Regions from separate parts of the Homo sapiens genome. Here all the other regions are linked to region 3. A link is a loop called in an ENCODE intact Hi-C map of the cell type or tissue named here. Cell type or tissue: IMR-90. All regions are shown on one strand. Each heading gives the region's core, and the rest is flanking DNA. Links, peaks and the distances in the headings are about the cores only.

Region 1 (8,051 bases), core at 3,371-5,870, 120 kb after region 3:
AGAGGGCTTCTTATACCAGACTGGTGGGTTCTACATCCAGAACTTCTGATTCAGTAGGTCTGGGGTGAACAGGCTGGATAATTTGCATGGCTAACAAGCTCCCTGGTGATACTAGTGATGCTGGTCCAGAGACCACACTTGGAGGAATGATAAACTATCTTTTTTTTTCCACATTTTAATATCTCATATCTATCTAAATCTGAAACTTGTTGACATGTCAGTTTAGTTGACAACTTTTTGCTTTCATACTAGTATATAAAATAATGGCTTTACAATCAACAGCATCTTAGATTAAATGAAACGTGGCAGGCTTCCTGTTACATATTTGAATCTGTATTATAAAACATCAATTACCTCATAAATGAATTAATGCCCTTATAAAAGGGCTCAAGGGAACTAACTAGCTCCTCTTTGCTCTTCTGCTTTTCCATCATGTGAAGACAGAGACATCTTAGAAGCAGAGACCAGACACTCTTCAGACACTGAACCTTGTGTCTTGCACTTTCCAGAGTGCATAACTATGAGGAATAACTTGATGCTGTCTATAAATTACCCAGTCTGAGCTATTTTGTTATGGCAGTAAAAAAGGGACTAAGACACTCACCAACAAATGCCAGCTTTTTACTCCAAAGCTAACAACAACAAAACCAAGCAAGAGCAATAACACCAGGGAGCCCATTAAATTGAAAACATTCCAGCAAGTATCCCAAGGTCGCAGACCCAGATAGGTTTTGCTAGCCACCTTCCTGGAAGGAGTGGGCCATGTTTTCCATCCTCAGAAAATGCTGTTTGCAAGGAAAGCGGTGAGAGCAGAGATAATCAATCTAGGCGTATCATAGTCAAGTTGCTGAAGACCAAAGATGAAGACCAAATCTTTAAAGCACCCAGAGGGAAAAGACAGATTACATGTGGGGGAAAACAATACAGATGAAGGCTGACTTAGAGAAAAAATGGAATCCAGAAGAATATGGAATAGCATTTTTTAAAGTATTGAAAGGAGAAAATTGTCAGCCTAGAATTCTATAAAAGTATCCTTCAGAAATTCAAGTAAAATAAAACGTATTTTCAGAAAGAGAAAAGTTGACAGGATTTATCTCTAGAAGACTTACTGTACAAGAAATAATTTTTTAAAAGAATGAAGAACAATAGGCAGGGTAAATACCTGGGTAAATGTAAAATAACCTTTTCTTTTTAAGTGATATGTATTTATATCAATAAATATATATAGGTATATATAGACTGTATAGATACATACATATGTAATTCTTTAAAAGATTGTTGAATGAAGCAAAAATAATGTATTGTGGAATTTATAGCACATGTAGAAGTAAAATATTTTTAAAAATAGCACAAAGGGTGGAAGGACTCTAAACGAAATTATTCAATTGGAAGTGTCTTCCATTGATTATGAAGTAGTATATTATTGAAGGTAGATTAAGATGATTTAAATATGCATAGCATAATATCTAAAATAACTCCAAAAAACCTCACAGAGGTATTACAAAAAGATAGAGCTTAAAGGTTGATACAGGAGATTAAATGGGATATTGAAATATACATGATTCACCTGAAAGAGAGCAGAAAAAGCAGGATAAATGAATGGAAAAAGATGAGAGAAAAAAATAGCTTGAAAATATATGAAGCAAAACCAAGTAGAATTAATATGAGAGAAAGACAAATCTACAGTCACGGTTAAACATATTAACATCACTTTCTGAGTAACTGATTTAAAAAGCAGGGAAAAGAGTATAATTTAAAAATATTTGATCCACACTGTCAACCAATTTGACCTAATCAACATTTACAAAACACCACTCCCAAAACAGCAAAATATACATTCTTTTTAACTTTGCATGAACTATTAACCAAGATAGATCAAAAATGCCGAGCCAGAAAATAAGACTCATTAAAATTAAAAAGATTGAAACCATACAGAGTACATTTATGACCATAATGACAATATGGAAATCAATAACCATCAGATATCTGAAAAAACCCAAATATTTGAAAATTAAACATTATATATCTAAATAACATATGGTCAAAGGAGAAATTACAAAAGAAATTTGAAATCATTTGAACTGAATGATAATGAACACCCAACTTACCAAGATTTGTGAGATGTAGCTAAAGAAGTACTTAGAGGGAAATGTATAGCATTCAATTTTTTAAAAAAGGGAGGTATAGAATCAATTATCTAAGCCTTCACATGAAGAAGCTAGAAAAATAACAACTAAAACCCAAAGTATAAGAAAGAAAAATGATGGTAAGAATGTCAATTAATAAAACAGAAAATTGACAAAAAGAGAACATCAACAATGTTAAAAGTGTGTTTAAAAAAAAAGATTAATGAAACCCAGGGCAAGACTGATAAGTGAAATAGAAAATCCCATTACCAGTGTTAGAAATGAAAAAAAAGGGCATTTCTACAGACCCTATAGTTATGAAAAAGATAGCAAGGAAATATTATGAACAACTTTAAGTCAATAAATTAAACAATTAAGATGAAATAGAAAAATAATTTTAAAAACACAACTTACTGAAATATATAACAGAAATATAAAAACATAAATAAATATTCTTATGTCAATTCAAGTAATTGAATTTATTATCAAAATTTTTTTATGAAGAAAACTTGAGATCTAGGTGACTTTACCAATGAAATCTATTATCATTTAAGGATGAAATAATACCAAGTCAACACAAGTTCTCTCAAAACTAGAGATGGAGAGAATAATTCCCATGAAGCCAGCATACTGCCAATGCCAAATACTGACAATGACATTATAAGAAAAGAAAATTACAAACCAATATTCCTTATGAGTACAGCTGAAAAAACCTTAACAAAATATTAGCAAAACTAATCCAATAATATATTTCCAAAATACACATCATGACCAAGTGAAGGTTTTTAAAGAAATGTAAGATTGGTTTCACATCTGAAAATTAGTCAATGAAAGAATAAAGGGAAACCATACAATGATCTCAGTAGATGCATAAAAAAGCGTTTGACCAAAGTCAACCTCCATTCATGATAATAACTCTTGAGCAAATTAGAAATAGACAAGGACTTCTTCAAACTGCTGAAAAGGATCTCTTAAAACCTACAGCTAATATAATACTTACTGATTTTTCCTTTTAACATAAAGAACAAGGCAAGGACTTTCACTTTCATCATTTCTACTTAACATTTAACTGGCAGTTGTAGCCAATGCAATAAGAGGAGAAAAAGAAATAGAAGGCATATAGATAAAGGAAAGAAAGAAGTAATTCGTATAAAGAGGAAAGTAAAACTGTCATTCTTTGCAGATGACACAATTGTTTATATAGAAAACTATGGATACAAAATAACTATAAGAACTAAGTAATGAGTTTACCTAGGTCAATATATAAAAATCAATTCTATTTCTATATACCAGCAGTAAACAATTGGAAAACAACATGTAAAAAATACTATATGCAATAGTATCAAAAAATATCAAATAGGAAAATGCTAAGAGAGGTGTACAATTTCTCTACAGTAAAAAACTGTAAAACACTGATGTGAGAAATTAAAGAAACCCAGACAAAAGGGAGAGACATTCAATGTTTATGAGGTAGAAGACTCAATGTTGTTAAGATATTTATTTTCCTCAGATTTATTTGTGAATTTAATACAGTCATCAAAATTTCAGTAGGACTTTTTAGAGAAATTTACAAGCTGAACCTATAACTGATATGAAAATGCCAAAGCAATCTTGAAAAAATTAAAGTTGGAAGATTTATAATACCCAGTTCTAAAACCGAATATGTTAGACTAATCAATGCATTGCAGTATTGACGTGAAGATAGACAAATACATCAAGAGAACAGAATCCAGAAATAGACTCATATGTATAGACTTAATTAATTTTTTAAAACGCTTTATTAGAGTAGTTTTAGGTTCACATCAAGATTAGAATCAACTGATTTTTAACTGAATGTGACAAGGTGATTTCATGAAGAAAAGAAGACTTGTTAACAAGTGGTGCTGGAACAACTGGATGGCCATATAAAAAACAAACAAAAAACTTGACTCCTGTCACACGCCATACAATAAAATAGTTTGAGATAAACATAGAACAAAATATAACCTAGAATAATAAAGTTTCTAGTAGAAAGCATAAAAGAGTAACTTTACAACCTTGGAGTAGGCAAATTTTTTTAGACAGAACACAAAAAGCACGAACTATGAAAAATGATAGCTGGTTTTCATTAAAACAAAAATTTCTGTGTACCAAAAGATACCATTAAGAAAATGAATATGCAAATCAGTACATATATCTGACAAAGGGCATGTATGCATTGTATATAAAGAACTCTTTCAAATCAATAATATGACAATTTAATTTTTTTAATGGGCAAAAGATTGAAGCTGTCATTTCACAAAAAAAGATACATAGAGTAGTCCCTCCCTTTATCCTTGGTTTCACTTTCCAGTTTCAGTTACCTACAGTAAACCACAGTCAGAAAATACTAAATGGAAAATGTCAGAAATAAACAATTTGTGGTTTAAAATCGTCCACTATTCTGAGTAGCGTGATGAAATCTTGAGCCATCCTGCTCTGTTCCACCAGGGAGCTGAATCATCCCTTTGTCCAGCATATCCACAGTCTGTGCTACCCACCCCTTAGTCAGTAGCTGCCTTAGTTATCAGATTTTTAAAAAATAGTACATACAGAGTTCAGTAATATACTTGGTTCCAGGCGGCCACTGGGGTTCTTAGAATGAATCCCCCAGGGATTAGTGGGTACTACAGTATAAGAACAAGGAATAGGCACATGAAAGTGTTTTCCACATCATTAATCATCACTGATATGGAAATTAAAACCACCATGAGATGCCATTTTGCACCTATTAAAATGGCTCAGATGTAAAGATAAGACAATACCAAAAGTTGATGTGGATGTGGAGAAATGGAACTCTCAAACACTGTTGGTAGGAATGCAAATGGTACGGCCACTTAGGAAAATAGTTTGTCAGATTTTTATAAAGTTAACTTCTTCATGTATCCTACAACCAGCAATTCCACCCTCAATATCTCTCAAAAGAAATGAAAACATATGTCCACAAGAAGAACTGTACAAGAATACTCAAAGAAGCTTTTCCATAACAGCCCAAACTGGAAACAACCCAAATGTTCATCAATATGAGGGTGGATGAACATACTCTGGCATATTCATAAATTGAATATTAGTCAAAAAGAAATAGATATGTATTAGTCAATAGATATATATTAGTCAAAAAGAAAAAGAAAAAATTACTGGCCAGGCACAGTGGCTCACGCCTGTAATCCCAGCATTTTGGGAGGCGAAGGCGGGCCGATCACCTGAGGTCGGGAGTTCAAGACCAGCCTGACCAACATGGTGAAACCCCATCTCTACTAAAAATACAAAATTAGCTGGGCGTGGTGGTGCATGCCTGTAATCCCAGCTACTTGGGAGGCTGAGGCAGGAGAATCACTTGAACCCAGGAGGCAGAGGTTGTGGTGAGCCGAGATTGCACCACTGCACTCCAGCCTGGGCAACAAGAGCGAAACTCCATCTCAAAAAAAAAAAAAAAAGGAAAAAGAAAAAAATTACTGATGATGTAACAGTATGAATAAAACTTGAGACTTCCAGTTATGCTAAGTGAAAGAAGCTGCACAAAATGTGTATAATATATAAACCAATTCTATAAAGTCCAAAACTAGGCAAAATTAATCTCTGGTTAAAAAAAGACATAAACAGTGGTTGCCTCTTGTTTTGGTGTAGTCAATTGTCATGATATATTCAACTGTCAAAATAATTGAACTGAATACTTAACACTTTCTGGTAGATTGTATGTAAATTATACCTCAGTTTTTTGAAAAGCAACTACATCGAGTGGATAGCAGCTACACAAATTACCACAGAGGTAAAGTTTGCTCATCTAAGAAACATTTATTAATAACTTACGTGACAAGCACCATACTAATATCTGGGAATACCAAGCTCTATAAGATGTGATCCCAGCACTGAAGAATGCATGGATTCTAAGTGATGGGGAAAGCACAATTTCAAAATGTTGAAACAAGTGCTTTAATGCAGCTATACACTATGACTGTATATGGGAGCACAGAGGAGTGAGCAAGATGTTACAGACCAGGATGATGACCACTTGTCTGACCATAGTGCAGCCACTATGGTGGCTTGGGGTAGAAAGTTGCCTTTTATTTTTGGCCTTTGGGACTTGGGGAGATATCTTAGCAGGTGTAAGGACTCTAAATAACAGTTCCCCAAAACTTTAGGACAAAGTCTTTTTCACAGTGGGAAACTGGAGATATGTTTTCACCAGAATAAGCAGAAAAAGGCCAAACACTTCCTGAGTAATAGATTTAAAGAGCAGCAGGTCTCTCAAGCCAGGGTCCCTATGCCACACTGCAGAGCAGCCCACAAAACACCCTGAGGATGTGGCTTGCTGGCCACACCCCTTAAGTCATGATAGCCCTGCTAAAGAATGTAGGGCCCCAACAAAGAATGTCCTGAAAGCCATTTAAGAGCCTTCCAGGAAAACCACAGCCAGCAATCCACCACTTGCAATGTGTGTGGCGGGGCTCCTGCTTCTCTTTGCCTTCCTTGGCTCCCTGAGCTCCCATCAAATCCCAAGTCATCTCAAAAGGAGGTGCAGGGCCAGTTGCAGTTTACTTGCTGGTGATAGAGAGGACAAGGCACCTGCCTGCAAGTCTCCAAAGACAGCACTGGGGAGCCTCCCTCTGGGTGTCTTCAGGGTCTCCCTGCAAAGCTCCAGCTCCTATAAGATTGCGATTGTGACTCTCAACAGATGAACCCCCAGAGAGAAGTTGTTGTGGGGGAAGCTCCAACAGGTTCATGGCCCCCTCCTCCATCTTCAGAGTCACCATCCGCAAATCTCTTTCTCTCTGTCCCTCTCTTCTGTCATCACGCCTCCTCCTGTCTGACTCTGACTCCTGCATCCTACTTATGAGGACCCTTGGGTTTGCATCGAATCTACTCAGATTATTCAGTGTAATCTCCCCATCTCAAGATCTTCAACTTGATCACATCTGCAGACCCTCTTTTGTCACATATGGCAAGATTCATAGGTTCCAAGCTTTAGGATGCGAACATCTTTGGGGGATCATTACTCAGCCTACCACTAAAACTCTAAGCCTATCTTACCTCGAGACAACAATAATAACCAATGCATCTAGCCATTGAGTGCTGACTATGTGATATAAATACAGATATGGAGATAAATACTGCTATCTGTATATAGAGAGATTTTTTAGAGATATTTATACACTTACATTGATAGGCTATCTTCCCACACATATGTATTTTCTCACCGTAGCCCTGCAAAGTCATTTCATTTTACAAATGAGGAAACGGAAGCCCGAGGAATTTTGAAGGACAAAACACTGTTTATAACGGGTAGTCAACGCGGGTTTGGATGACTCCAGAGCCAATGCTCTTTACCTTGTTGTCTTCCATTTCTGTTCCATGTTTTGGTGGGAAACCCAGAGTATGAATTTTGTGTATATATCTTCAACCTAATTTTTTTTCTCCAAGTTAGGACTGGAAAAGCCCACATCTGTGGCTTGGAAGACAAGGAAGGTGTTATTCCCAGTTGGCCACATCTCTAGAAAACAGAAAATTCTGCATTTCCCCCAGGAAACAAAATTGTTCATTGCTTATCTGTAGTGTATTGTTTCTTTTCTTGCTTTACCTCCCTCATTGTTTTTACTTTTCCTCATCAGCCTCCAACCTCAGTAGAAGATGTATTTCCAAGCAGAACCATTCGCCAATCTAAAATTTTCCCTGGTTTTTGAAATCTATTTCTTCATAGACTCCATCACAAATTTTTCAACCATTCTAGAAGGAAAAGCCGAGAAATACTACAGTAAAGGAAACAAAATTGGAGGCTGAAAAATATATATACATTAAACCGTGGTTAAAAAACTAAATAAAATAATTTTTGTTTCACTATCCTGTGAAACAAAAATTAGTGAAGATTTGTTTTAACTCTATTACCTGGACAGCACCATTCTTAGTTTT
Region 2 (8,051 bases), core at 3,371-5,870, 190 kb after region 3:
TATAAACACAATAGAATGAGCCAACATGATGGTTTCTCTCCAGTAAGAGTTTTTCTTTTGGAAATGAGGTTAACCTAGCCCCAAATCTAGCAATTCTCATAAAATCCGATTTTAGAATTAGCCTCCCAGATTAATCTGAATGATTGACTTATTTTTTCTTAGGCAAGTCAGTAAGCCACCCACTAGACAGCCATATCCAGCAAAATAAGAGAAGTTTCCAGATGCCAAATGATAAGCCACCATCAACCCAGCGGGGAAGCCTTCTGGTTGGTTTGGCTGTATGAGATTCAGGAAGGCCAGAATACCCAAAATTATTCACACGACGTTAACTTATTGGTACTGGCTAAGCAATACATGTATTTCCTAAAGGAGGAGATGGTCTTTTGGTTGATTTATGGACACACTTGTTTCATCTGACTGTAAATATATTGCATGCTTTATTCTGATGGTGCACTATTTCATCCAGCAAGCTTTTCATCTGAGAATGTTTAATGTTGACCTTATTCTTAGAGCAAGTAGATCTAAATATTTTTCAGCTGAGTTATTAGGGAGTCATTATTCTGTGGTACAATGCTGCAAAAAGCATCATGTGGAAGAATGGGAACTATGCTTACTTTATGAAGTGATGTATAACACAATGAAATCTGTTTTACAACTACTGTGCTGCATTTAATTATCTTCCATTTTTGCTGTTAAAAAAAAAAAATCCGTTAATGATGTCACTTCCATTGGCTCCCGGGAGATCAGTAATCCATCCTCTGAAGGTCAGCCAAATTTCCCTCATGGAAAACAGATCGACACGGGTGATAGATAAAAACATCTGCCCAAAGCAAAGCCATCGTGCAGAATAGAGTTAATATTCCAGAGACTCATCACGCAGACAGAGATGTCTGCCATACATCAAAATGAGCAAAGCTGAGTCAGTGAAGTGGGTATTATGCTCACCATGAAGTGATTATTGGAGTGTGTCACAAAATATGCACGTGATTCATTGCCAAAAGGGTCACTGGGGGAAAAAAGAGCTTTGAGTTCTGGGGAGGGAGAGACCTGGGGCAGTTTTGTGGAAGAGAAGGACCCAAAAGGTACCTTGAGGGTCTGCTGAGATCATTTTAGGGAGAGGGGGCATTCTTGGAAGGGAAAGAATATGATGAGCTAACCAAAGGATACACTCACATCCTAGTAGTGCTTCTATTCAAAACAGTCCAGAAACAGGGATTGGAGTAAAAAATGCCCACTTCTAGGTCTGCAAGATTGGGATCCACTCCTGAGAAGACTCCAGTAGAAGAAGATTCTAGAATCAGACTGCTGAACAGGTGGTTCCCAGGATAGATATTTATATAAAATTAGCCAGCATTTTGTGAAAGCTCATGCCCAGTCTATAGTGCCCATTCAGAGACCTGAAGGCCAGAGTAGGGACACCTCAATAGTGAGGTTGACGTGAGGTGCTCAGGGAAAGTCATTTACGAAGGTGAAGGAAGTGAGAGGGGCTAAGTGTCTCCTGAAACAACTCCAGATGAAGCAAGCTGGTATTGCAGTCCCTGGGCTGAACACACTGGGCAGTTGTCCCACCAGCTATATCCCCGGGAACTTTTTCTTTGAGACAGAGTCTCACTGTCACCCAAGCTGGAGTGCAGTAGCGCAATCTCGGCTCACTGCAACCTCCACCTCCTGGTTTCAACTGATTCTCCTACCTCAGCTTCCCAAGTAGCTGGGACTACAGGTGCTCACCACCATGCCTGGCTAATTTTTGTATTTAGTAGAGGTAGGGTTTCACCATGTTGGCCAGGCTGGTCTCAAACTCCTGACCTCAAATGATCCACTCACCTTGGCCTCCCAAAGTGCTGGGATTACAGGCGTGAGCCACTGTGCCCAGCCCCAGGAACTTTTTTTTTTTTTTTTTTTTTGAGACGGAATCTCCCTCTGTCACCCAGGCTGGAGTGCAGTGGCGCCATCTCGATTCACTGCAAGCTCCGCCTCCCAGGTTCACGCCATTCTCCTGCCTCAGCCTCCCTAGTAACTGGGACTACAGGTGCCCACCACCACGCCCAGCTAATTTTTTTTGTATTTTTAGTAGAGACAGGGTTTCACCTTGTTAGCCAGGATGGTCTTGATCTCCTGAACTCGTGATCCTCCCTCCTCGGAACTCCTTTCAATCCATCTTTTCCCAGGCTGGCTTACACTTTGAGTATCCCCAGGATTAAGGAAGAAAGCTCCCCAGGAAACAGAATCCAAATGTCATTGAAGAGTCTCCTGGGTCATTAGAACCCAAGAGAGCCAGGAGTTATGGCTTACAAAGTAGGAAAAACAATTCAATTGAGTAGAAACAAACAGCCCTGGAAGTTCTCTCAAACTCCTTGAAGTCCAGACTCATAGAACTGAGGCTCAGAGAGGAGCAGAAGCCCCAGACTTCCGAGGACCTGCCTCTTCCCAGAGGTGACGTGTGGACTGTCCACCCCTCAGGGAAACTCACAGTCTCTCCCAGGGTGAGTCCTTACCCTACAAGGCACATCAGCAAGATGGTCATTATCAGCATAACACATGGTCCCCAACGTTTGCACCCCAAATACCCACAAAAGTACAGATGGTTCCCGACTTAGGATGGTTCTTAATTGAAAACACATTTTCTACTTACATTTTTTAACTTACAATGGGCTTATCAGGACGTAACCCCCATCATAAGTCAAGGATCATCTGTAGTGAAAAGATTCTTTCATTACATTTGGGTCTCGAAAATCCCAACAAAGAAACCCTTTGAGGTACTGTGTCCATAGAAAATTCCCATCTTTAAGTCCCAGGAAATGTGCATTAAAACTCCAAAGGATGTCATCCTTATACCCATGGGCAGCATTGTTACAAGTGAAATAGGCAGAACTTGTGTGACCCTAGAAAAACAGTACTGCTCAAAACAATTTCTTCTACACTCAGCTGCCCCAGGGCTAGAAAAATCTACCCTTGGAGATGGGTTCCTTTTTAGGTGAGGCTTTTTCTATTAGGCATGGAGTCCCCTTAGAATAATTCCAGGAGTAACAACATCTGCAAGCCACCAACAGTGAAAAGTGAACTCACTTATCAGATGCCCACTGTGGGAGCACAAGTCTCTAGCAACTGGCCTGGGACCAGGTAGCAAGAGAGACCAGGAAAAACATGAAGAGTGAGTTCATGTAATGCATAATTTTGCCTGGGACCAAAGAAAAATGGGCAGTGATGAGCTTTTCTGAGAGATTTACCTGAGAGCAAATGTGGCCTTCACCAGAAGAGATAATGAAGGTTATTGTTGGCCGGTCTCCCTAGTGCCAGAAGATCACTTGTAATTAAACCTAATTTTGAATCAACCAAATTAGATGGTACAGGAGATTAATATAAAACTCTCCATAACTGACATGTTTCCATACACCCTACAGGCCAGAAGGCTTCAAGACAGTAATGCCTTCGATGCCAAATGCTCATGTTTCTAAGTCACTGTCTGGTCTTTCCTCTGCCTCATCCCCCACTCTTAACAGTAGCATCTTAATGACATGATTGCATTGAGGAGATTATTATTTTCTCCTGACATCTCCTTTATAAGTTCTTTCTGCGTTGTAAGGTAAACCATTAGCAATGCCCCAGAAACAGATGAAACTTCAAAAGGCTTGAAACGACATTAAAAATTACATATTGAGTTTTTCAGAATAAGCAGTAATGTTCAGACACAACTTTGTACCGTAAGCAGGGGCATTGTTAAAAGTAGGAAAAGGAAATTGGTAATTATCTTCCAAACCTGACTCCCATTTCATGAAAATGAAATTGGGATGGGACTAGAAGCAAGAAACAAAACACCTGTGGTGCTCTGGAAGATTTTTCCACCATAAATGGCAAGAAGGAAGAACAGACAAACACAATCTTAGATTAGCAGCCAATAAAGTCCTCCCATCCTAGTACCAGATCATGGCTCCTATGACTAAATAAAGCACTATTTGTGAAGCTTCAGTAATCGCCCTCTTTTTAAAAAAAAAATATAAAGAGGTAGGTTCACCGTTGATTAAAATTGCTCATTTTCAATACATCTGGCACTCTGGACTTCACAAACATGTTGACTATTCATCAGGTACCTTAGGTAACTGAGAGGAAAAATTGTAAAAGTGTCACGATAGCAAAACACAAGAAGCAGACCTGGTTGTATAAGTCCAGGGAAAATGGGACCTTCTTACCAGAGCCCACACTCCTGAAGACTCTTCTAACCAGAAGTAAACAAAGTATTCAAAGTGAAATGGCTTCCGGGAGTGGGATGCCCACCCCTCTTAACCAGCCATGAGATAAAAATGCATGGGAGAAACTTCTTCCAACCCCTGGATCATCTGAAACCTCACCTCCCCAGGGAGACTCCTTGGCTCCCTAGTCCCCAGCCCCTCCCCTCAGGCGAAGGTCATGTGGGAGGACAGAGCCAAGGCTCTAGATTATGGTATGAAGGGTGTGATCTTGTCTGAACACACCCAGCAAAAACATCTTTGTGTCTCCTGCCCTTGCAACAAGGGCTCTTTTTGTAGGTCAGCTGTTAAACATCAAATGATACATCATTTGTTTAAACATCAAATGATATATTATGAACAATACTCCTGTGGCTGGTGGAATAATGGCCCCCAAGATAGGAGATTCTAATGTCTGGAACTTATAAATGTCACCTTATTTGGTAAAAGGGGCCTTACAGATATGATTAAGTTAAGGATCTTGAGATGGGGCATTAGTCTGGATTATCTGGGTGGACCCTAAATGCAATCACGATTGTCCCTATAAGAGAGAGGCAAAGGGAAATTTGACCAGAAGAGGAGTAGACAATGTGACCACAGAGGATGGATTGATGCATCCAGAAATCAAGGAATGCTGCCAGCCACCAAAAAGTGAAAAAGGCAAGGGACAGATTTCCCCCTAGAGCCTCTGGAGGGAGTACAGCCTTGCTGACAGCTTGATTTCGGCCCAGTGACACCGATTTCAGACTTCTGGCCTCTAGAACTGTGAGACAATAAATTTCTGTTGTTTATAGCCACCAAGTTTTTAGTAATTTGCTAAAGCAATTATAGGAAACTGATGCAATACCCAAGCACTGGAGAGAATACAGAAAAATGGAAAACGTTAAGGATAATGAGGTGGACTGAACTGTGTTCCCTTAAAATTCATATGTTGAAGCCCTAACCCTCAGTGTGACTATATTTGGAGCTAAAGCCTTTGAAGAAGTAATTAAGGCTGAATGAGCTCATAAGGGTGGGACCCTAATTGGATAGGACTCACGTCCTTATAAAAAGGGGAAGAGACATTAGGGATGCACACACACAGATGAAAGGCCATGGGAGGACACAACAAGAAGGTGGCCATCTGCAAGCCAAAGAAAGAGGTCTCAGGAGAAACCAAACCTGCTGGCACCTTGATCTTGATCTCCAAAACTGTGAGACAATTAGTTTCTGTTGTTTAAGTCACGCAGTTCATGGTACTGGCAACTGCAGCCCTAGCCAACTAATACAGAGGGTTAACAGGGAAGACCCCCTTGAAGAGTTAGGTTCTTTAAGGAGATAAGGCCAGGATGACCCCACTTCCCAGGACTTTAGTCTTCCCTTAAGGAGTTTACACTGATTTAGTGGTGCTCTGGCTGGTGACAAGGAAGAGGAGAACATTCCAGGCAAAGGATCAGCAGGAGAAAAGTCTAGCCCTGCATTAACATTACAAGAAAGCATCTCCCACTACCAGAGCACAAGAGAAAGCTGCTTTCATGTGGCACAGGTTCAAGCAGGGTAACAGTGTCTAATCAGACACAGGTGTGTTGCCTGAGCCCAGAGGCTAAGTAGACTACCTTTAGGAGGGTCACTGTCACTCACAGTTGATCACTGGGGCATAACTTTAATCAAGCGTATGCATGGTGGGCAGACTTAGGGGAGACGGGGGGAAATAAAATATTTAAAACATGTTTTGAGGCTTGTTTCCAGCCCCAGACAGCATTTGATATGGGCAGAGGCCAGATTCAATCCCTGTCATCCAGATAACAACAAAAGAGAGGCAGAAAAGACTGTAGAGAGGATGCTTCATTGTTGCTAGGGAGATTGTCTTCCAGGAGCTCTTTGCCTAAGAAGTGTTTCTTCCACACAGATGCCAGGCAAAGTTAAATAGGCCTTCCCAGTATGCAGAGGGCAAATTGAACAAGAGGCCAGAGAGTTTGCTGAGACCCAACAGTGATGCGGGGGGCGTTTAAATACCATTCAGGAAGCCAAGTGACAGAGAGACAGCCAATGTGCTGGAGGTGGGGCCCCATCAGGCAGTGCTTCCCATATCATGACAAAGAAAATTATGACATTGGGACAGCACCATGGGGAAATGAAAGGGCTGTTGTGGCTGGCCTGGGCCCCACCTACCTGCCACAGGTGCTGAGGGTACAATGCCTCAGTGTCCTCATAGCACATTTGACACCTAAGGTTTGTATTGTGGGAAGCCTCTCCTCAGAGTACATCATCTCACTGGCCCCTGGCTATTTACGGGACTACCCTGTAGCTCTCCTGAGGGCTCCGAGTCCTCTCTGAAGGCACAAGTGGGTGAAGGAGTGGGGATACCAAATGTCGCACCATGTGAGACATGACTGCCCTGGTGGCAGTGGGGGTGGCAGTGAGTGGGGCACAGCAAATCCTCCACCTCTAACAGGGGTGATGTGGTTTGGCTACATCCCCAGCCAAATCTCATCTTGAATTGTAGTTCCCGTAATCCCCACGTGTCATGGGAGGGACCCAGCAGGAGATAATTGAATCATGGGGGCAGTTACCCTCATGTTGTTCTCATGATAGTGAGTTCTCACAAGATCTGATGTTTTTATATAAGGGGTTTTCCCCCTTTGCACTTCTCTCTCCTGCTGCCACGTGAAGGACATGTTTGCTTCCGCTTCTGCCATGACCATAAGTTTCCTGAGGCAACCCCAGTCCTGCAGAACTATGAGTCAATTCAACCTCTTTCCTTTATAAATTACCCAGTCTCGGGTATTGCTTCATAGCAGTATGAGAACAGACTGACACAAGAGGTGAATAAACCCAGAGCAAACCCAGAAAGGCCTGGGAGCCCCAGGAGCCAACTGGTGATTTAAGAAAGAGCAGAAGTGTTCAGTGTGACAGAGATAAGAGAAGGAGTAGAACTGAGACTCTGCCTCTGACTACATGACAACAGTCTTTACCAGTCTCACTGACTGGGGGCTTCTGCAGAGAATATGCTCGAGTCCCTACCTCTGAAAAACAAACACAGCCCTGCCTCAAAAACGTGAGCCACTTCCACAACCTCGAAAGGGGCATTTACACCAATGTCTCCATTTGCTCACCTCACATTCACTGAGTCACTTTCCTCCAGATCTACTGCCACCGTTCACTGAAGCTGCGCTCAGCAGTCACCAATGAACCACCTTCCTAAAGTCACAGATGTTCCCCACCCTACCTCCCTTTCTTCTCTTCTCTGCAGCACTTGACTCTCCAGGGCACTGCTGCTCCTCTCACTCCCTTCTCTCTGGTTTTCCTTCTCTCCCACCAACTACACCACTGTGAATCCTTCCCGGTTCTTCTTCGACTACTGACCCCATTGCTACCACGCACCCTAGGGTCATTCTCATTCTTCTGTTTGGTGATGTCTTGTTTCAGAGCTTCAACTGCCATCTATTTTCTGATGACTCCCACATCTCTATCTCCTGCCCAAATACAACTCCTGGGCTTCAGACCTGAATATCCAGATGAGCCCTGGACATCTCTGCTTGTTTGGCCTGCCAGAACCCCAAATTTACCATATTTCAAATCAAGTTCACCACCAACAAAAATATGCTTCCATCCTCCTTCTCCTGTGCTTGTGAGTGACAATACCATCCAGCCAGCTTCTCAGGACAAAACCCGGGAAGTGACTCCTTTTTCCACACAACCCTCTTCTTTTGCCTCCTAAATATTTCTCATGTCCAATCTCTTTTCTCCAATCCCACTGCCACTGACTCCATTCAGGCCCTCATCATACCTTGCTTCTATTATATAGCAACAGCTTCCTAACTATTTCACTGTCTTTAGAATGACCCC
Region 3 (8,051 bases), core at 2,722-5,221:
AGCAGACCATGAGTTTTACTGGCCATGAAATTTGGCCACGTATTTTAGACAGGTGTCCAGGGTACAGACCTTGCGGACCATATTGGGTCAGAAACCCAGCTGGTAAACTCTGTTCCCTGTCACTGTGAGGATACATGAGTTTCTCTCTTCAGCCAGATGTCATCTTGGTTGGGAGGAGAATCTAAATGATTAAACATTTTCCCAAAGATACTCAGGTTACCCTAAAAAATCATTTTAAACTTCAAGACACTGTTTTGAATCCAAAGACCTTTGCAATAAAAGATTTCCCTTCCCCATTCCTCGCACAATCCTCTGGCACAGTAGGATGGTTACTCATGAGAATTAGTTGCAGGGATTAGTTGCAGAGAAATAAAAAGGCCCAACTAGCTTGTAGGTCATTGTATTTTAACTCAACTCTGTAACTAACAGCACCACAGGCCAGGCGCAGTGGCTCATGCCTGTACTCCCAGCACTTTGGGAGGCCGAGATGGGCAGATCATGGGGTCAGGAGATGTAGACCATCCTGGCTAACATGGTGAAACCCCGTCTTTACTAAAAATACAAAAAATTAGCTGGGCGTGTGGCGGGTGCCTGTAGTCCCAGCTACTCAGGAGGTTGAGGCAGGAGAATGGCGTGAACCCAGAAGGCGGAGCTTGCAGTGAGCTGAGATAGCGCCACTGCAGTCCAGCCTGGGTGACAGAGCGAGACTCCGTCTCAAAAAAAAAAAAAAAAAAAAATTGCACCACAGATAGGAGACGATGCAAGTGAGTACTCTTAAATGTAATTGAAAATATCAAATTGGATAGAATCCTCCAATATGAAAAGCTTCTCACTTTTGGTATACTAAATACTGCTAACACAGAGTAGGAAGAAAGCTTGTACATACTTACTGGCCACAAGTTGATTTTATTTACAGCACTGAAAGTAAAGAAAAATGGAAATAGTCCATTATGTTTTAGTTAAATTCTTATGTTGAACATAGTTAAGATTTTTTTTCTGGGACTTCACAGTGTGAGGGGAGTGATAACATCCTAACAGTATTCCTTTTTCTAGATCAGTGACATTTGCATCACTTGTGGTGGTCTCCATCCTTCTCCTTCCTAGTGCTCTAGGGTTTGGGTCACCATCTTAGCCAACTGCCAATAGATTTTCACTGCTATCTCTTTCCCACTTTATTCTAGGTTTCTCTGAATTATTTTGTCATTCTTCTTCATTTAATTACCACAAGTGCCCACTATGAAAGATATTATTAACTTCATTTTGCAGATAAAGAAACAATGGTTCCACAGAGTTAAGAGAAGATATTTCTAAATATTTATTGCACATAAAAATGAAGAGAAGCGGCCGGGCGCGGTGGCTCATACCTGTAATCCTAACACTTTGGGAGGCCGAGGTGGGCAGATTGCCTGAGCTCAGGAGTTCGAGACCAGCCTGGGCAACACAGTGAAACCCCATCTCTACTAAAAATACAAAAATTAGCCGGGCGTGGTGGTGCATGCCTATAATCCTAGCTACTCAGGAGGCTGAGGCAGAAGAATCCCTTGAACCTGGGAGGTGGAGGTTGCAGTGAGCCAAAATTGCGCTACTGCACTCCAGTCTGGGTGACAGACCCCATCTCAAAAAAAGGGCATGGCGGTGTGCGCCTGTAGTCCTGGTTACTAGGGAGGCTGAGTCAGGAGAATTGCTTGAACCTGGGAAGCGGAGGTTGCAGTGAGCCGAGATCGTGGTGACAGAGCGAGACTCTGTCTCTTAAAAAAAAAAAAAGATGAGAAGTTTGGTTTTAGCAATAATCCTTATGAAAAGTGTTATTCTTAAAGGAGGTCTGTCCAGCACAGCTACAATGTACTGGTCAAGGTGGATGTCAGAGTGCCCCCCACCCTGGCCTCTCCAATCACATGGAACTCTGAGAATCAAGCTGAGAGGTGGAGAAAGGAAACAGTCAACATAATCTCCAAATTATGTTGCTAGTACTTGGTGGTGGGGCCTTTGGGGGAGGTGATTAGGGTTAGATGAGGTCACGTGAGTGGGGGCCCATGATGGGATTAGTGGCTTTATAAGACGAGGAAGACAGACTTGGGCTGGCACGCTCCCTCTCTCTCGCCATAAGATGCCTTCTCTCAGATTATGACACCACAAGAAGGCCTTTGCCAGGTGCTGGCACCTTGATATTGGACTTCCCAGCCTCTGAAACTGTGAGAAATAAATTTTCTTTATAAATTACCCAGACTGTGGTATTCTGTTATAGCAACACAAAACAAAGACAGATAGTGCCCTTTTTTCTGCCATCAAAACAGAAGATGAGGGTAGGAGTTATCAAGAGACTCTCTCCAAATCTGAAGGAAATCACAAACCTGCAGTGCTGTTTCGAAAGTGTCCGTCAAGACCCTGGGTTTACTCTAGCTCTGAATTCCATTTCCACTGTGTGTGTCTGGGGCTTCACAGGGATAGAGAGGGTGATGGTGATGATGGTGTGGTCGCTTTCTCTTTAATCCACAGCTGTTGAAGTTTTGACCACATTAGGGCCAAATGTGGAAATTAACCTAATTTTTTTTTTTTTTTTTGAGACAGAGTCTTGCTTTGTCACCCAGGCTGGAGTGCACTGGCACGATCTTGGCTCACTGCAATCTCCGCCTCCCGGGTTCAAGCAATTCTGGTGCCTCAGCCTCCCGAGTAGCTGGGATTACAGGCACGCGCCACCATGCCCAGCTAATTTTCGTATTTTTAGTAGAGATGGGGTTTCGCCATGTTGACCAGGCTGGTCTCAAACTCCTGACCTCAGATGATCCGCCTGCCTCGGCCTCCCAAAGTGCTGGGATTACAGGCGTGAGCCACTGTGCCTGGTGACCTTCTTTTTAAATATACTTCACCTAGAAATCCATTTTGTGAGACGAAACATGAAAGTGATCATACTCCCTGCCAGTCTGAGGTGACCAGGGTGTGACTTGACTTATGGTTTCTAAACTTTTTATTCCCAAAGGAAATATTACAGGGAGGGCCAATACATACAACAGGGAAAGGCTGACGGCTCTAGGGGAAACTGAAAGCTGACAGGAGCCCCGCCCTCCACTCTTGCTCTTCCTGCCCCTCCCACACATCCTGGGAGCATCCGTTCAGAACCCCACGGGCTCCACAGAGTGTAGTTGGAAATCACCGCATACATAGAAAATATGAGCAAGAAAACCACACATGAAGAATTATTACTAAGGGCTGCCATAAGCATCATGCTTGTCTTTTGGGGAATTATGATTCATTGACCAAATAAGAACTTACCGCCATTTCTTCTAGCGTGTTTTATCCCAGCAACACTGTGTGCACAGAATAGCTTGACTCCATTTCCACAGTGGCCATTTTAAATTTTAATAAATGCTGTCCCTTTGCTTTGGTTCTCCCTAAATATTCGAATTAGATTCATTTTTATGGTCCCAGAAACGTGCTAGATTTAACAGGAGTCATTAAAATGTCTAAAAACATATATTTCAGGGAACTCCCAACATAGACAGTATGAAGAAACACACACACACACACACACACATATATAGTTCACTTATATAAAGTGAAATGGGTAACAATTCATGACAAGTGAAGTGATATTATAGGACAATGTATGATTAAAAACCAAGCCTGTTGCTCAGAAAATAATTGCTCTAGGAATTCAGTACTAAGATTGTCTTGTATCACAGTGGCATCCTAATTATGGTATACAGAAAAATGAAGGAGGTTGAATTCTGCTCTCCTGGGCCCTGGTCATGTCTCACCTGGAATGTTGACTTAGCTCTGAGCACCTCACTTTAAGAAAAACGTGGTCAAAGCACAATGGGCTCTGATGTGAGATCATGTCCTATGAAGAAGTGTTGGTAGAGTTGTAGCTGCTTTGTTTGGGGAAGGTAGTACACTGGTGCGATCCTTACTTCACCAGGGATTTTCATGGAAAAGAGTATGTCCAGCCTCTCTACAACCCTTCCCTTCTTCCCTTCTATCCTCCCTATTTACCTCTCCAGTGGGGTGGACACCAGGGGGTGCCATTGACACAGATTACAGTGTGAACTGTGTCCCTTTGAGCTGTGCAAAACAGTGGCCCAGTCAATGCCTTTACAAAAAGGGATTTGAGTTTTTCCATGCGGTTTCAAAAAGTAGGTACAAATTAAAAGGCCAGAAAACAAGGGTAGTGAGATTTTGGCTTAAGATAAGGACATTCTAACAGTGGGAGAAGATAGAATGAATGGCTCTAGATGTACGTGTTTGGAAAGGAGTCTTATTTAGAAGGAAGTCTGTGCCTCTAAAATTGATAGTAATGATAGTAACCAGTGAATTGCATCTTTGTGACACGAGTGGCCTTGTAGTATTTTATGTTTTTCACAAGTGGTCTCCTTCTTCATAACTACACCAATACTTCTAGGTAGGAATTATAATTATCTTTATTTTATAGATGAAGAAACTGAAGTTTGGACAAATTGCATTACTTTCCTAAGGTCACAAAGAGAACAAATTTGTAATTTCAGAATTAGTTTCTCTAATTTCAGAATGCAAACTCTTAACCATTATGCCACATTGCCTTTCAACAATGAGTTACAAAATCCCATCTTTCTTAGCATGTTCAAATGCTCAATTATTGTGAAACTTGATCTACAAATAAAATTAGAGCTTGACCTTGTACCTCAAGGGGTAAAATCATTTCTGTGGAACAAGGGTAGGTGAGATGGATTTGTCTTGCTCTCACTACTCACTGATACCGATGTCTGGGACTCAGGGGTGAACCTGCACACCTGGGCTCCAGATGGGGAAAGCTGTTCTACACATAGCATATGCCTCCAGATCCAATTCTATCATCTCATGCACCCAATGCATGAACGATGTGCAAAGGCTCATGCTGGATATTTTGATTTTGTCATTTCCCAAATTCCCTCTCCAAAAATCACCTTAAGGAGGCAACATGTGGTCTTACATGATACTTCAGAGCTGCTGGTGGGAGCAGAAAGGAGCAGAGCCCATTGGAGAACACGCGGTGCTCACTGTCATGTTGGAAACACTGAGATAAAAAGGAGAGGCAAAGCCTTTAACTGTGTGTGCATCCGACAGCTGCAGCTTTCTTATTGCTTGTGCTATGTCTGTGAAGTGAAGACCATGGTGAGACCCTCACTGAGGCTCTGTTAGTGTTAAAACAGATGTTCCTTCAACACTCACATCTTAGGTGGCCACTTTCACGGGGTGGAAAAGGATAATCTAAACCTTCCTGTTCTTGCCAAAATAACCATGTGTAGGTCTTTGTTCTGCACATCTCTGGAACACACAAATAGATTTCCAAGCAGTAGGAACCTCCTGTCCTGTTCAGTTGTTGGACAAACTCTTGTTCTGCCCATTCCACCCTAGTTTCCTGAAATCCTGGCTGTAGGGCTCCCATGACTGGAGCCTGTGAGAGCCTCCTTTGTCAGGAGAGTTTTCACAGCTAAAGCCATCAAGGCTGGCAGTGAAGGACACTGGGCTTCAAGCCCACTACAGTGATGACAGGTATTGCCTTGGCTGCCCAAGCTGAGTGGTCGCCCCTCTGCAGGTCTGTCTGACTCCATCCCAGGGAAGAAGGCGGTGGAAGGTACCCATGGGCTGCAGTTGGCTCTGCCTGGCCGTGGGGGAGGATGGCAGAGGACTGACCTCTTGCTGCCTCAAAAGGGTGGAAGTTGTTTTGCCCTTTAAACTGATAAAGAAACAAGCTGGAACAGTAAAACTAATCCTCCGAAGCAATCCAAGCATGGAAACCAGAAATGTCTACTCAAATCTTTTCTCCATTTTCTTTCTTCATAAATTCGGAACATTTGTGGCAGAAAGAGAAATCAGAAAAAAAATGGATTTAGAAAAGAGAGAGAAGTAGTTTAGAGGGTTGTATAGGGAGGCAACATGATAAAGTTGGAAGAAAAATGGACTTGGAGAGAGAACAGTCAAATCTGGGCCTGCCTCTGAGTGCCTGTGTGGCCCTCGGCAAGTTTCCCTTCAACTTGAAGACCTGGGTCTCTATGATCCCTTTCAGTTGCAAGATTAAGACCTAAGAGTTCTTGCTTATATAAACAGAATTCTTCCAAGGCCATAATTATTTCCATAATCAAGAACTATTTATTAACTAAGCACCAGTGTGTGATTTTCTCAAGATAAGAGCAAGAAGAAATGGTCCTTACAGGCTAGATAGCTGTGACATGGACCAACAACTAAGCATATCTAAAAATTCGACTAATTCATAATATGAATTCAAAATATGAATTGAATAAGCAAAAATATATATACCATGGGAGTTGAATGTTTTGACGGGGAAAATCCAGACGCTGACTTTAGGATGGTACTTTCTGTTTTGATTGATCCTGAGCCACACTGGACTCTCTGGCATGGGCATAACCCGAGCATCTGCATGGCAGAGTTCTGGCTCATTGCCATTTGCAACAGACACGAAGGGTGGCATCAAACAAAAGGAAACTTCTCCGTTGACCATCATAAATGATGAAGACCAAGGCTTCAACTCACTTACTGGAGTGGATTTCCTTTTACGGATGGCCTTGGTCACCCTGGGGAGACTAAGAATGTTTAAGTAACTTAACAAACACTCAGTAAGGAATGGGATCAGGATTCTTCTCCAGGGCTAACAGTTTTAACTGCCATTCTACATTTCCTGCCTGAGACAGCTGCCAACCTGGGCTTCTGTGACTGCCACTCCATGCTTCTCAAGCCAGGGTGCACGTTAGACTCATCTGGAGAGCTTGGTAAAGCCATCCATGTCCAGGCTCACCCACAGAGTCCTCAGTTTTCTCAGTTTGAGGAGGGGCCTGGGTACCAATACTTTTTAAAAGCTCCCTCTGGGTGATTCTAAGTACAATCAGGGTGTCAATCACTGATGTCCATAATGAAAAGTGTCAGACTCCAAAGCAAACTCAGGAGGACTGCCTTCATGGTATGGATCCCTGGCAGATTTGAACCTTAGAGGATTAGGCTAGCAGCTTGTGGAAGCGGATGCAAATCTTCCAATCCTCTAAGGGCAGATGAGCCTCTGGACTCATGAGAACGCTGGTCTTGGTAAAAATCCCCTGCATACCACAGGCCTCCCTTGGAGAAATCACCTAAAGAAACACCAGGAAGAATTCATTCTGGCCTCAAATAGTTACATGGATGTTTGTTACAAGAAGACACATTTAACCATTGAAGTTCCTACTCATTGAGTGAACCGTGTCTCCCTCCTCTCTGGTTTCCAGAAACAAGGATTTTTTTCTAAACTCCTCTTACTTCTTGCCTCATGGCTAATGCCCACGGAGGTGGGGTGAGTGACCTGCTGGTAACCAAGGGAAATGAATCTGCACAGGAAGCCCAGGCCCTCCCTCCCTCCCTTCTCATTAGAAGCCAGCTTCCCCTGGAAAACAACCACATTCTGCTCTACTTTCTCATGTCTATGTGGCCCTCCCTGAGTGGGAAGGCTTAAGTTTTGTAAGATTCATCATAAGTGTGGTGATATTTCCTAATTCCAGGGAATGGAGCTAGTCATGCCACACATCTTTGCTGTTTTCACGAACTGAGGTAATTTTTATTTTTATTTTTATTTTTTTGAGGAACAGTCTTACTCTGTCACCCAGGCTGCAGTGTAGTGGTGTGATCACAGCTCACTGCAGCCTTGACCTCCTGGGCTTAGGTGATCCTCCCACCCTAGCCTCCCATGTAGCTGGGACTAGAGGTATGTGCCACCTCACCTCCTTTTTTTCTTTTCTTTTTCTTTTTTGGAGAGACAGATTCTTCTTATGTTGCTATTTTAAACTCCTGAACTCAAGTGATCCTCCTGCCTTGGCCTCCCAAAGTGCTGGGATTACAGGTGTGAGACACTGCACCCTGCCCAAGGTAATATTTTGACCTTCCTTTACCTTATTCTTTGTCCATCTCTTAATTAGTTTATAACTTAGACGGGAAAAAAGAGGTGTCTAAATAAATAAATAAATAAATTTATTTAAATAAATATTAAATAAATCCCATCAGTTCCCCATAGAATGCCATTTTCCCCTAGCTGTCTATTCATGTAACAAAACGAACAA

Evidence for each region. Hi-C counts contacts between places; a loop is a spot of excess contacts. Peaks named below come from ENCODE experiments on the same cell type or tissue, not always from the same donor. Only the 100,000 strongest peaks of a DNase experiment are listed, where the experiment ranks them.
Region 1: a loop joins it to region 3, with 2.1 times the contacts of the local background. A loop is called at or near these places in 3 of 110 quality-filtered maps.
Region 2: a loop joins it to region 3, with 5 times the contacts of the local background. A loop is called at or near these places in 7 of 110 quality-filtered maps.

What each region holds. Positions count from the first base shown.
Region 1 is chr2:37,710,035-37,718,085 of GRCh38, reverse strand. No RefSeq gene overlaps it. Among named protein-coding and RNA genes, the nearest start is that of CDC42EP3, 42 kb to the right of the region's middle. In IMR-90, for the core only: no CTCF peak of the experiment used is centred there; a DNase peak (open chromatin) is centred at 4,575; H3K27ac peaks cover 1,022 bases.
Region 2 is chr2:37,634,552-37,642,602 of GRCh38, reverse strand. It overlaps CDC42EP3 (CDC42 effector protein 3), which reads left to right. Exons shown (of 2, transcript NM_006449.5): 2 at 1-659. Among named protein-coding and RNA genes, the nearest start is that of CDC42EP3, 33 kb to the left of the region's middle. RefSeq lists an enhancer at 6,710-6,939. In IMR-90, for the core only: a CTCF peak has its summit at 4,893; no DNase peak of the experiment used is centred there.
Region 3 is chr2:37,828,742-37,836,792 of GRCh38, reverse strand. It overlaps PIRAT1 (PU.1 (SPI1) induced regulator of S100A8 and S100A9 alarmin transcription 1), which reads left to right. Exons shown (of 4, transcript NR_110012.1): 3 at 7,755-7,860. Among named protein-coding and RNA genes, the nearest start is that of PIRAT1, 43 kb to the left of the region's middle. RefSeq lists an enhancer at 3,247-3,306. In IMR-90, for the core only: a CTCF peak has its summit at 4,015 (motif pointing right); a DNase peak (open chromatin) is centred at 4,032; H3K27ac peaks cover 168 bases.